2 separate regions of the Mus musculus genome follow, and region 1 is linked to region 2. The links are chromatin contacts, found by Hi-C or POLR2A ChIA-PET in ENCODE. All regions are on one chromosome and are shown on one strand. Each heading gives the region's core, a stretch centred on a gene start or an enhancer-like site at or near the end of the contact. The rest is flanking DNA. Distances are from core to core; before and after follow the strand shown.

Evidence for each region. Hi-C counts contacts between places; a loop is a spot of excess contacts on that map. ChIA-PET counts read pairs that join two places held with the same protein, here RNA polymerase II (POLR2A).
Region 1: a loop to region 2 is called in a map of v-Abl transformed pro-B cells, with 2.7 times the contacts of the local background. The contact joins the promoter of 5730420D15Rik here to the enhancer-like site in region 2. A Hi-C loop is called at or near these places in 1 of 37 maps with a recorded cell type or tissue (v-Abl transformed pro-B cells). POLR2A ChIA-PET finds 5 or more read pairs at or near these places in 2 of 5 experiments (both embryonic stem cell).

Annotation. Positions count from the first base shown.
Region 1 is chr10:95,413,036-95,420,158 of GRCm38, forward strand. It overlaps 5730420D15Rik (RIKEN cDNA 5730420D15 gene), which reads left to right and starts at 4,340. Exons shown (of 5, transcript NR_045339.1): 1 at 4,340-4,644. It overlaps Socs2 (suppressor of cytokine signaling 2), which reads right to left and starts at 3,822. Exons shown (of 3, transcript NM_007706.4): 1 at 3,583-3,822; 2 at 1,796-2,156; 3 at 1-75. The coding sequence starts at 1,934. It overlaps Gm33230 (a long non-coding RNA gene), which reads left to right and starts at 1,067. Exons shown (of 2, transcript XR_380696.3): 1 at 1,067-1,157; 2 at 1,245-1,568.
Region 2 is chr10:95,296,647-95,303,370 of GRCm38, forward strand. The region is part of intron 2 of Cradd (CASP2 and RIPK1 domain containing adaptor with death domain); the gene reads right to left. Among named protein-coding and RNA genes, the nearest start is that of Cradd, 24 kb to the right of the region's middle. Within about 2 kb of position 1,318, at least 2 of the 3 ENCODE cell types and tissues checked have a DNase peak (open chromatin) inside an H3K27ac peak, as active enhancers do.

The sequences.
Region 1 (7,123 bases), core at 3,090-5,589, 120 kb after region 2:
TCAAGAAAGTTCCTTCTGGAGCCTCTTTTAATTTCTCTTTGGCTTCATTAACAGTCATACTTCCCCAGTACCATCCTGGGGTTTTTCATTCAAAAAAGAAAAAGAAGAGAAAGTGAAATAGTTATTATTAAGAATTTTTAGAGTATGGTCTGTACTTGGCAGTCGTTTTTCTAGTCGGTTTGCTTTGTTTGAGACAGGGCAGCCTGTAGCCCAGGCTGGCCTCAATTTTACTTTGTAGCCAAGGATAACCTTGAACCTTCTTGTTCTTCTTCACTCACCTCCCAAGTCTTGGGATTTATAAACCTGTACCACAGTGCTCAACTAATTTCTCTTGTTACACCTTTTTTTTTTTTTTTTAAAGCCTGTGAGTTAAAGTTTACCAAGGCCTACCACAAATCTCTGGGTAAGTATTTAATAAAAACTTAAGTCCATTCTAGGCACAACTGTAAAGCAATTTTTTTCTTTTCAAATGATTTTCTGTAGCTTTTCTTTAAATTATGTTAAGGTTTTCTCCTAATGAGCTAAAAGAACTTTTGCAATATGACAGACATATTGGCTGACAAAGAAAAAAAAAAAAAAAAAAACCTTTCAGTACAGTTTAACTGAAACAAAAACCTAAGTAAATCAGAACTAAATTAGAAGTTAGGGGACAAAGTGGAAAGCTTATCTCCGATAATTCCATTAAAAACAGAAGCAACTTTTTTTTGACTGGCTGGTAGCCCTCTAACCTACCCCCAAAGAACTTGTAACATTTAGCCTCCGTTAGAAGCCCTAGGAGGCACTCCTGTTGACTGCTTTGATTACAACTAGCTCAGTTTCCCAGGAAGAGCAGAAACAGTTTACAGTCTTCACTATACTCTTTTGGACTTTGCCCTGGATCAAAATAACCCCTGCTCTCTGAAATCTCCATTTGATTCATCTTGACCAGATTCTAAACCTCACTTACAAAAGTAACTCAAGATACTTCGTTTAATAACTTTGAACAATGTGCCCCCCTCCGTTTCAGCCGACAGCTCCCCTCTCGCCACCCCCCCCCCCCGCAACAAAAAAATATTACCGGGAAACTTTCCCAAGGAAAGCCCAGGGCCGAAAGGAAAGACTGGAACTTTTTCTCCTCTCCCAAGATCTACTGCTACAAAAGTTGTCTTGCCTCAAAGGTAAGTTTTCAGAAGCCAGATTTTTTAAGACTCAAATTGTTTTCGAGCTATTGGGAGAAAATATAAATTTCTCTTCTTTGCTTTCAGATGTAGGGTGCTTTCCGCATTGCGGGGAGCAGGCTGCACTCGGCCCAGGCTACCCCCCACCCCCAGCAGCTGCGATTCATACAGTCTGAACTTGGCTGCCATCAACCCGGGCTGCGGCAGAGGCGGCTGTGCTCTCGGGAGCGCTCACAGCCCAGACAGGAGGCAGCACAGCCCACTGGCCGCCCGCGCACCGGGCCAGTTAAGAGAGGCGCTGGCCGCTTTTCTCCCACGCCGGAGCGAGCGGGAGCTCCGGCTGAAAGCAGCCTAGGCTCCAAGGTGCTGGGGGAACATTTCCAAAATGAGCCCAGCTCGCTCCCGGCCCTTGCCCAAGCCTCAGCGTCCCTCCACTTTGCTTTTGTGGTCACCTAAGATCCGGGCATCCCTCTCTGCGGTTCCCCGAGCGGAGACCGGACGCGAGGAGTAGTAGTTCCATCGCTTTCAGTGCCCCCAACCTGGGCCCGCGTCCCAGCCGCGCTCTCCGCCACCGCCTTGGGTAGGGTGGGGATGGGGACGCCCCGTTTCGCACTCCTCGCCAGCCGCCAGCTCCCTACCTGTTTGACTGAGCTCGCGCAGGGCTTTCGCCAGACGCGCCGCCTCGGGGGACTGTTCCTCCGGCAACCCCGCGGTCCCCCACTGGCTCCGCGTCCTGTCCGCTCCATTCCCGGAGGGCTCCAGGCACCGCAGGGTCATGGGAGATGAGTCAACACGTCCCAGACAGCTGGTCGCCCGAGCTGGGGCCAGTGGACCTCGCGTGCTGCCTGGAAGTCACAGGGTACCCCAAAACGAGAGTGTGCAGGGTGTCCGAAATGGTGGCGGAGGGGGAGGGGACTGGAAGCGGCTGGTTCTTTTTCTCCAAATTCCGGCAGAATGGTGTGGCAAAGTCTCTCGCAGACACTGTCACCCACAGATCGCCTGTGAAGAAACAATGGAACAGAGATTGGGTCAGTCTGGGCTGAACCCCTACGGCCGAGGTGGGGGTGGGTAAACAGACACGTGGAAAATCCCAGGGACTCCTCCGCCTGCGTGTTCTGTACCATTTAACCCCGAGCATCCAGCTAACGCCCTGCCCAACTCTGGGGAAAGACGGGTAAAAAGGGCAGAGATCCAAGACACTAAAGTTGGCCGGAGTAGAGGGGTGAGGAGGGAGACAGGATGAGAGTAAACAAGGTGTTTTCCCGCCGAAGAACTGTGTGCTGGAATTACACACAGGCAGCCCAGGAAACAGTCACCTGCGGGTCCGGATGGATAGGCCTTTGTCATGGGCAAGTGGGGGGTGGGGGTGGGGGGGAAAACATTACACAAAGAACCGGGCAGTTCTCTGCACTTGGCATTTCCATCTTACATTTCGAGCAGCCCCAGGGCCCTTGGGAGGATGCATCCGGCAAAACCTGGTTCCACGCCCTAAAGCGCCGCAGGGCTCCTGGGTCGCCAGCCGAGGGTGCTGCGGTGCGCTAGCGGCGCGCCAGCCGCTGCATCCCTGCCTCGGAGGCGGCCTCACCCCCACTCCTGCCGCTTCCTGGAGCACGCTCCAGACGAGGATGGGGGGCTCAGCGGCGGTCGCTCCAAAACGCGGACCGCGGCTCCTGCGGCTGCCGCCGCGGGCGCTGTCGAGGAATCGGCCGGAGCGTGCAGCCCCCGCCGGAGCTCCAAATGAGGCCGGGGCTGAGCCCGCAACAGCGAGCGCAGCGGGCCATGCCATCAACTGGGACTGAGGTCTTACCTCCACCGCCGCGACTGCCGCCTCCGCACTAGGCAGCCTCCCCAGCGGACAAGGGGCGGGGGAGCCAGGGGGCAAGGAGGGGTGTCCGTCTGAGTTCCCCGGGTGACGTTTATTTGTGGAAGGAGATGCCTGGGGATGCAATCGGCTCTGCGCTCAGTAAAAGCAACCGAGTTTTTCTGCGCCAAAGGCAGACAAAAATCCCAGGGATCGTCGCCTAGCTTCCCCCCCCCCTCTCCGCCCCAGGCTGACACCCCTGCTCGCCAGTGCCGGGTTTCCCTCCAGTTGAAGCGGAGGAGATGGGAGAAAGAGAAGGGGTGGGGTGGGGGAGCAAGGGCGGAGGCTGGCGGGGAGGAGCGGGAGATCAGGTTATTAGGATTATAAATTTGGGTAGCAGTTGTTGGGGGGTGGGGGTGCTCGGAAAATTTCCCGAGACCGAGAAGGAACCCGGGAGAGAGGAGGCAGTTGAGTCCGGATGGGGCAGAGCCCCGACTTGAACTCTCCCGGGGCGCCCTAAACTGCGGACGCCCAGGCGGTCCGCCGCCGCCCCCGTGCTCGCACCCCGCCGCCCTCCCGGCCACTGTCCCCCCGGGCGGAACCTTCGGGCTTCGCGAGCGGTACCTGCCGCAAGCTTCCGGGCTCCGGGCACAAGGGATCTTGAGGGCGCGCGCCTGGAGTCCCGGCGCGCACTGTCCGAGACCCGCGCAGCGTTGGCGGCTGCGGGAGGAAAGGCTCATGCTTCAGGGGGGAAGCCCAAGGCCCGGGAGCCGCAGAGGCGGCGAGACTTGGCAAGAGTTAACCGTCTGTCCCCGGAGCCGAGTGTGCGCGCGACTTCCCAGCCCGACGCGCCTCCCTCGCTCCCCGCCTCCCGCCCCTCGCGCCCCGCCCGGCCGCGGCGGAGGCCGCTTTCCAGGAACTTTCCAGGAATCCGCCTCACGTGACCGCAGCCCCCGCCAGCGCTTTAAAGAGGCCCCGGCCGCTAATGCGCAGGCTTCAAGGGAGCCGGGTGGAGAGAGCCGGTGCGGGTGCTGGTGCTGGTGGCTGCGGGGTGGAAGCCTGCGACTCCGCCCTCCTCTGACCCTGCACCTCGGGGTGCTCGGGAACAAGGAGAAGTCCCCAGCCAATGCCTATTAAGCCACCAGTACCTGCCCCTGTGTCTGCAACAGCTGAGCACCTCGGTCCCGCGAATAGCAGCCCCTCTTCTCCCCAGCCCTCCACGTAGGAGGGAACCTTTAGGCCAGCCATCCACCCCGCTGTGCGCCTGCCAGACGCGACCCTCCTCTCCTCCATGTGGGATGCAGGACCAGCGTGCGGGAAGGGGGCGGGGCTCAGATGTCCGTCCCTCCCTCTCTAAGACACACACAGAGCTAGAGCTAGCACGCCACTGCCCAGGTCGACTACCACTCCCGGGCACCTCGGGAAGCGAACCAGAGACTGTCCCCTCCGCCAGCATCCTAGAAGGCCAGGAAAGAGACGAGCTGAGCGCCTCCTTAAAGCTGCGCAGACTGCCCTCAATCCCTCCCCCCTGGAGCTCCAACTGGTAGTCCCCTGCATCAGCCTTGCCCAGCTTCTCCTTTCCTCCTCAGCTCAACTCCTGCTTGCCCTTCGGGAGACCCACCCTGGCCACCCTACAGAGGAGGTGCCCTTACCTGTGCCCGGGTGGGGTGCGGGGTCACAGGCCTGGTGCGTTTGTCTCTGTGAATCCTTGCAAAGCCAGGGACCCGGAGTTCGTATTGATCCCAGTACTTCTTTCCTATTGGGACCCTCACCTCCCACTCTGTAAGAGGCCACCTAGCCTCCGCGCCGGCATCCAGGCACGCCGGCTCCTGAAACGTGACCCACTTTGAATGTGACCTACTTTTTTTTTTTTTAACAGAAAAACAAAAACAAAAAAAAAACACTCATGGGAAAACCGGATTCGAAATTTCGATAACCATTTTTCTTTGAAATACTGTTCTGTTGCCCCACTGCTCAAAAGCTTGAAAGGTCAATGGCCACTTTTAGTTGAAGCTGTGTCTATGGGGAAGTTGGGCAAGGGTGGCCAGGAGAGGTTGAGAGAGGCGCGGCTTCCAAGCCTTGCCTGGTGCCCCGCCTGCCGGCCCTGGAAGGAAACACAACACGACCGGCCAATTCCAAGGCCCCGAACCAATTTTTATCCACAGTAATTTTTTTCCTCTTAAATAATTCTATGCACTTACAGAATGGTGAACGCGAGGGGAGGACATAAGCCAGCTTACAGGGGCTTTGTCAGCGATAGATTCGTATGTGTGGCCGCGGAGGGGGGAGGCTGTTTTCCTGGAATCTTTGATGGGAAGGATGCCTCTTACTCAAGTTTTAGAAAGCCTGTGTAAAGCCAGGGAGTAACTTAGCAGGATGCTTACCTTCTTTAGGTCCCTAACGTTTTCTGTAAACTTAAAAACAAGATGTCGGTGAAAGGTTAGCATGAACGGACAGGCGGATCCCTCTGGAGTTCTGTGTAGTGAGTTGGAGGCCCAAGTTAAACTTTTTAAGCCTCTACAATGTGCAGGGATAACTAAGACCAACGTTTTATGAATGGTTGATCCTTTCTTGGTAGAAAACCTCAGAGGAAGTGGAAGTGTGTGCCTGTGCTTCTGCACTCCTAAAGGGTTTTGGTTTTTTGTTGGTTTTTTTGTTGTTGGTGGTGGTGTTTTTTTTTTTTTTTTTTTTGAGATCATACAGATTAATTTTTCTTTGTCAGGTGTAGTAAATCTTCCAGCCTCCTTACTCTACTGAGTACTATGACCAAACCACCTGGCAGAGGTGATGGAAGGGAGGAAAGATTGATCTCGGTTCATGGTTCACAGGACACATTCCAACATGGCAGGAAGGCTTGGAGCCTGGAAAGCACCCTCCACGGGAGGCAGGAATTAGTGGTGCAGTCAGCCTTAGAAGGGAGACAGGAAACCGGTTTACATCTAGCACTCCGGTGCCCTACACCAGCAACTCACTTCCTTCAGCTGAGCCCCACAGTGGTCCTCATCCTCCCTAATGCAGCGACCGTTTAATACAGTTCCTCATATCATGGTGACCCCTCAACCATAAAATTATTATCATTGCTACTTTGTTTTGTTTTGTTTTGATTTTTCAGAGCTGAGGACCGAACCTAGGGTCTTGCACTTGCTAGGCAAGCGCTCTAGCACTGAGCTAAATCCCCAAGCCCCTCATTGCTACTTTGTAACTTCTGTTGTACTGTAATGTACTGTAATGTAATGACCTTCTTTAGGTCCCTAACGTTTTCTGTAAACTTAAAAACAAGATGTCGGTGAAAGGTTAGCATGAACGGACAGGCGGATCCCGCTGGAGTTCCTGTGTAGTGAGTTGGAGGCCCAAATTAAACTTTTTAAGCCTCTACAATGTGCAGGGTTCACTAGGACCAACATTTTATGAATGGTTGATCCTTTCTTGGTAGAAAACCTCAGAGGAAGTGGAAGTGTGTGCCTGTGCTTATGTAACTTTGGAGATCAAGGTTTGCCAAAGGGGTAGGACCCACAGATTGAAGGCTTTACAGCCTTCAAAAGTGAGTGCTACCAGCTAAGAAGTGACTCAAATACATAAGCCTTCATGGGATATTTTTCCATTCAAACCATAGCATGTGTTTTTTTTTGTTGTTGTTTGTTTGTTTTTTTCTCCCTCCTGGGCCTTTGCACAGACCCTCTTTTTCTAGAATCTCTCCCTGACTGAGTGCAAGGTGGCTTGCCCTCATTCATCTCAAAGTTCAGTCTCCTAAACAAGGAGTCACTGGCCACAAAGATTACGGTAGGCACACAGCTTACCGTAGGTCACCAAGCTATTTAGGATTTTTCAACTTTTCTTTCTAGCCTATTCCATGCCCTACATTTTGTCAGCCTTTCAAATCCTCTTTGAGCACTGTAGGAGCCACTTAGGAAATGTCTATGAGTTCCTGGCAAGCAAATAGGGTAGAACGGCATTGTGCAATTATGTGTACCAGTGGGCAAAACCAGGAGGGAATATAGAGAAAGCAAATCAAGTATTTGAGGGTAGCAGAATAGGGGTGGATTTTTAAATCTGACATTCTTAATCTAGTTTTTTTGTGTGTGGGTTTATTTATTTGTTTATTTATTTATTTATTTTGGTTTTGGTTTGTGTGTTTGATAATCATCATTTTGCCAAAGTCATGTGT
Region 2 (6,724 bases), core at 68-2,567:
TGAGCCAATAGGAAGTCTTTATTAGCCGGCTGGCGACTACATTGGGTGTTTGGGATCCCACAAAGCCCCAAGCCTTTCTCAGGGCAAGATTATAAGCACAAAAAACATATGCTAGGTTGACATACTTCAGTTAACAATAACAGTTAGCCAGAAGAGGAACTACAGGAGCCAAAAAGCCAGGTTAGTGCATTTAGAGACTTTCCCAGAACTGTGGACTTTGATGGATTAGGTCTTTGTTTTCACTTTGGCTGATGGTGCTGTCTTCTATGCACTGAGTTTCAAGGCCTAAATGGTACTTCTATCATAGAGTCAGCTGTGCTGAGGTCTGGGAGCCTGTTTACAGTGGCAGTTTCACTGTGTGGTTCTGACCATCAATAAATGGGAATTAAACAAGAATTTAAGAAGAGAGGCAAGGACGTAAACCTCGTCTTTCGGTTTATACGAGAGAATCAGCAGCTCCCAGCTCGAGCCCTTATTGACATCTTAAATTCAAAAGGAAAGGAAGGCATTCAGGCTGACAGCAAAAGCACATCTGGCTCAATGTCAAACCACATGATCCTGAGTTTCCTGCGCTTCCGAAAGGCCAAGAAAGTCAAACCCTGATTTTTCTAAAGCAAAACCACAGCTGAGGCTGGGATGTGGCTCAGTATGGTGTGTTAGCTGAGGCTCGGATGCGGCTCAGTATGGTGTGTTAGCTGCCTCGGTGATGGTATGTGTTTGCCTAGCATGTTCAAGGCCCTTGGTTCTTATCAGGGCACAGAAACCTTATCGTCATCACCTCAAAAGGTTCTGCCTCAGAAAAGACCCTTTGTCAATACACACACATAAAAGAAATCTATATAGGAATCTGTTAAGAATGTTCCCAGAAGAATCCAAAACATACCAAAAAATTAATCATTTTACCATAAAATTATTTAATTTAATTACTTTTTCAATTTCAAGAACTATTATGACTATCTGGTCCATTACTGCACATGTTCAACAATTATTGATGGCTTCTTTGGCCAGGGAATTATCCTAATGCAGCATGAACCAGGCAGCTGAGGCAAACCTTTCTGGGGAGCCTGCAGTCTGGGGAGGGTTAGCTCGCCAGTCTAGTCACAGCCAAGGATAGCCAAGTCATATGGTATTACACGCTGTGGCAGCAGCAGCAGCCTGAGGTGGCATAAGGGAAAGTGACTTGGGGGAGGGAGCTGATACAGTAGCCTCACTGGAGAGGTGTCGCAGCAAGATACAAGATGGGGCTAATTAGCAGAGGAGAACATGAGATAGTGTGAGCAAGCAGGTAGGCAAGACCACAGGGAGGCACAGACTCGGCAACTGGAACAGCACGGAGCCTACGTGGCTGGTGGCCAGGCAGAGGAAGGGAAACTGATAGCTGACACTCAGATTAGCAGCAGGAGCTGGGGCGAACTGTTCCTCCAGTGTCACGAGGGGCCACCGAAGTGGATCTGCTTTGTAAATTCTGCTTGCTATGTAGACAATTGTTGGTAGAAAGCACATATGCAACCTATTCCACGAACCCAGATGAGTAATGAGACAGGGCAGACTTCAGAAGGATCCCTGGGGGCATAGACACGCCACTTAGGACAGAGAGGGCTCCCTGGGGCAGTGGGCACTGCCACTGAGGACAGAGAAGGCTCCCCGGGACAGTGAAGACTGCCACTGAGGACAGAGAGGGCTCCCTGGGGCAGCAGGCACTGCTACTGAGGACAGGTGTAGCAATGGAAGAAGACGGGATGTGTCCATCTGAGGTTTGGGGCGACAACAATTCAGTGACTGGCAGGGCATGCTCTGCTGAAAAGCAGCAGCTATGAGGGATTTAGGGAAGGGAAAAGGGGAATCAAGAGTCTTGCTTGGCTTAGCGCCTCCATTCAGAGATGAGGGAGGGATGCTCTGAGCATGTTTGTGATGTGATCGAAACAGCACAGCTGGATGGCTAGAGAAATGGAATTAGAACCTGACTCTCTACTTCCTGATCCAGAAACCTTCACTAAAAAAAAAAAAAAAAAAAAAAAAAAAAAACGTTAAAGCAAGACTTCCCTTCCAGTGACGTCACTTCCAGTGTGGTCTCCTTATTCACATGAGCAATTCCAACTAATTTCATGACAAACGACCATGTTACAAATCAAGGGGACTTGAAAGATGAAGGTGCACAGAATGACACACAGAGATGCACACACACACACATATACGTACACTGGATCCTAGTGACATCTCTTGCCATGCTGCACCAAATCAGTTTCCAGCTTAGTGAACAATGCACCGTGGTCACTGATGGTGTTACCCTTGGGAAGCTGAGCAGAGTACTGGGAACTCTGCATTACTGCTTCCTGTCTTAATCACTTAAGAGTAACAACAGGGGGCGCGGAGAGATGGCTCAGTGGTTGCAAGCACTTGTTGCTCTCTCAGGGGACCTGGGCTCTGTTCCCAGCACTCAGATGGTGGCCCATAACCGTCCCTCACTCCAGGTCCAGGAGATGTGACACCCTCTTCTAAATTCCTCGGGCACGGGGCAGACACGTGGTGCGCATACATAACGTCAGGGAAAACACTCATATACTGGAAATAAAAGCAACTCTAAAAACAACAAAGCACCACCAGCATCAAGACACCCTGCCGTGGATAGTTACCGCTCCCCGAAACCCCTGTGTGGCCCACACAGACCTGCAGAACCAACAGAAATCAGTCAAAACTGGAGCCTAGAGCAACTACTTCTATTACACCGCAAGTTTTATTCAAATGATCTCTACAAGAAGCATTTGTAAAAAGGGAACCTACTTGGCACCTGTTTTCTTTAATGAACAAATGAGAAACAGCCTTCTGGCCCTTTTTGAAGGTAATCCCCATCTTTGGCTAGACCCTGTCTCTCCCACCCTCAAGATCACAGCATACAGACAGCCATCTGAGAGCCAAGTCCTGTATTTGGCTGGTTCTGAGAGTCAGTCTGAGGTGTGAAATGCGGTTCAGGATGATGAAGAAAGAGGTCTACCCTCTCGATCCCTGAGTGAGTAAAACAAAAACGACATAAATGACTTAAGCCACTTGTGAAATGGATCAGAGCGTGACTGTCACAAAAGGTGGGCTCTGTGTAATGGAATGAGGACCGCTGCTCTCAACAGTCTGCAGAGCAGATGGTACTAAAAAGCAGGCGGCTGTGCCCCCTTGGAAGGTCACCACAGGTCAGAAAGGTGCGCTTACTTAGAGAGCTGTTTCCACTAGCAAGGGAGGCAACAGAAAGCCCGGGGGAGCAGGCGAGGGTGGAGAGACCTGGTGAGCACTGCTCTATGAAACCCAATTCCCAGAAGACTAGCCAGAAGAGTCAAAGAAGAACAGGGGGAGTGGAGTGAGGGAGATGGCTCTGTGGTTGCAAGCACTCTTCGCAGGAAACCTCTACAAAGAGCACTGCGGAACTTGAGCCAAGCGCTCACAGCCTGGGATACAGAACCTGCAGTTTCCAGAGCCTGTCGATCAGTGCCAGGCCCAGCAGCAGCAGCCTAGAACCCACACTTTGCTTGTCCTTTCTCTGTTAAGGTGGGGAACAAAACAGAAGTCTCCATGCCACCCTAGATCTGAAGCAATCCAGTAGATGTGGGGCGGCTGACAAAGATGGGAATTGGGGGTGATGCTGCCCTCACAGTCTAAGCCAGAGTCCTTAACTTCAGCCCTCACCCTAGCCCTACAGAGTCCATGTAAAAAAATCTCCCTACTGACTCATGTGTCTGATCATGTGGTTCCCAGTTAGTGTTGGCATTTGGGGAAATTGTAAGACCTTTATTTAGGTGGAATTTCACTAGAGGAAGTGAAGTTCTGGGGGTTGTATCATGAACCTTTTCTGGACCAGTCTGGACCAGTGTCTTCTACTTACTGACTACTGGTGGTCAATCTAAGCCCCATGAGACTCTCTGATACTACTGCCGTGAGCCATTTCTGTGGCTTGCCTTTCCCGCCATTGTTGACCATGTTCCCTCCCTCAGACTGTGAGTCATAAAACTTCTTCAAGTTTAAGTTCCCATACACGGTTCTGTGACGGCTGTGACTTCCGCAGAGGGCCTGGCAACCGATGGTGAGGAGTTATTAGGGGGGTTACAGACGATTACAGGTAACTATGACAAAAGATGGTTAAAATAGTACTACAAAAATCTAGGGAGAATCAAGGGAGGGAAAACCCACTCCAAATTCAATAGAATATTAAAAGGCTTTGAGAAAAGATTATATTGGGACCTGAAAATGAAGGTGCTTCTTGTTGTTGTTGTTGTTGTTGTTGGAGTTTGGGGATTTTGTTTCATTTTGTTTCTTTGGTTGATTTTTGTTTGTTTGTTTTTGAGAGACAGAGACTGGAAACTAAAGAGAAAAGGAAAAGGAAACAGAAAAGGGAGGGATGAAAGGAAGGAGGGAGGGAGAGAGGGAGGGAAAGAGGGAGGGAGGGAGGGAGGGAGGGAGGGAGGGAGGGAGGGAGGGAGGGAGGTAGTAACTGCACGTGAAAAGACATGGTGTTGTTACATCAGAAAGAAAAAGCTGATAAATGTCTCTCTTCCAAAACAGCCCTGCTGGGCTCGACTGGGGAACTGGATCATCAACACGGGAAGCTAGGGCCTTCAAAGCCACTAGAAAGTGTGGTTACCATTCCCAAAAGACCAAGGCACTGGGGTTTGATTAAACAGCTGCTCTCCTTGGGGTACAGGGAGTATCACTCCCCCTTTCTGCTGTCTTCTCTCTTGTCTCCTCTCTCTTCTAGAATGACTCCAGAGGCAACATAGGACCATGAGAACAGAAGTCATGTCGTAAAGACGGCAAAGTCCATGAACAGGAGCCTGGGGACAACAGACTCTGTGTGTGTATGTGTGTGTGTGTGTGCGTGTGTGTGTGTGTGTGTGTGTGTGTGTGTGTGTGTGTACTGTGTGTAGAACTCACTAGCGCTTTGTTTTCCTTTGCCTCTTGTTTTGTTTTCTCTCCCAGACAGAGTCTCATTATCTCACTCTGCCTGACCTAGAACTTGCTATGTAGACCAGGCTGGCCTTGAACTCACAGGGATTCTATCTGCCTTTGCCTCTGGAGTCATAGGGCTAAAGGTAGAAGCCGTGACACCTGTCTCACTGTTATTTCTTTGTAGCCCTCTCTGTAAGCTGTTTGGAAATTTACATCCAGGGGCTAGAGATGTGGCTCAGTGCTATGGCATCTGTGAGACTCTGGGTTCAATCCCCAGCACCATAAAAAAAAAAAAAAAAAGGAAAGGAAAGACACTAATCCACAAATTCCCAGGCCTCTTTCCACATAGCAACCTCTTGAAGGAGAAAGGCTCTCGCTCCATTCAGTTTCTGATGTCATCTTTTTGATGCCTTTTAGAGCCCACAGCACTGTCCATGTTAACCAGTCCATAGGAAGCAGAGAACCCAACTCAGGTGCACCTCAAAATAAAAGGCAAAACCCGCACAATGACCAGCTCGGGTTGCAGAAGAGATGCTCAACTTTGCTTAGGATCACTTGTTAGGACTTCTTGAGATTTGGTAATTAATGGTTTCCTTCCAAAGAGATGAGAACAAAGCCAAGATGGACGGTTGGGTGGGAATGTATAAAGTACCCGATGGACAGGAACAAAAAGCAAGGCTTCATGGGGCAGACCTTGCATAACTCTTTGTGTGGTTAGTACTTAAACCCCAATGTTACCTCACAGCCCAGTACTTCAAGACCTGGAGACTAAACTGGGTGCACCCTGAAACCAGATCCTCGTGTGAGTGAGCAGAGCACAAAGGCACTATCAGTTAGCGTTACCCAATGCTCTCTCTCCTCTTCTGCACGCAAGAGAAAAGAAAGAAAAGGCTCAATGGGTCTGGTATGACAAATCTCCTCTGGCGAAACCCAGTTCAAAAGAAGTGGCAGAGATAATGACGGGCTCCACAGGGACTGTTTACCTCAGGAAAGTCCCTCTAGGCTTTCCTCCCAAACAATTAACTCTGAGCACCTGCTCTAACCCAGCACTGAGACTCCAGCAGAGGAGTCACAGGCTTCCTGGCTTTTCTCACTGGAGCATTTGGAATTGTGTGGCCCCAAGAGCTCTGTTGCAGCTGCTTAACTCCACTGCTGTGGTGTGAGGGCAGCCAGAGACAGCATGTTAACAAATAGAGCATTGCATGTTCCAGTAAAACTTTACTTCTGCACGCTGGGTTTGAACTGCCATGACAAACTGTTTTCCGTCTTTTTGGCCACTTAAAATTGGACTTGGAGGTGCAGCTCGGTCGCAGAGATTTTGGCTAGCGTGTGCAAAGCCTGGGTTTGTTCCTCTGCACCTTCACGAAAGAAAAAAAAAAAAGGAAGTATAAACCATTCTTAGAAGTCAGGTTACAAGTACACAGCTGTAACCTCAGCACTCAGGAGGCTGAAACAGGCAGATCATGAATGGGAAGCCAGCCTCTGCCACAGAGTGAAAGTATCAGACACACACATATATACATGGACACACACACATATACACATACATATACACACATACATATACACACTTACAACATACATAACACACACATATACAACACACACATATACAACACATACAACACACATATATATACATATACACTTATACAACACACAAACATACACAATACACATATATACTCACATATACACATACATATATACATATACACACATACACACTTACACAACACACAAACACCCACAACACAACACAACACACACATACATACATACACATACATACATA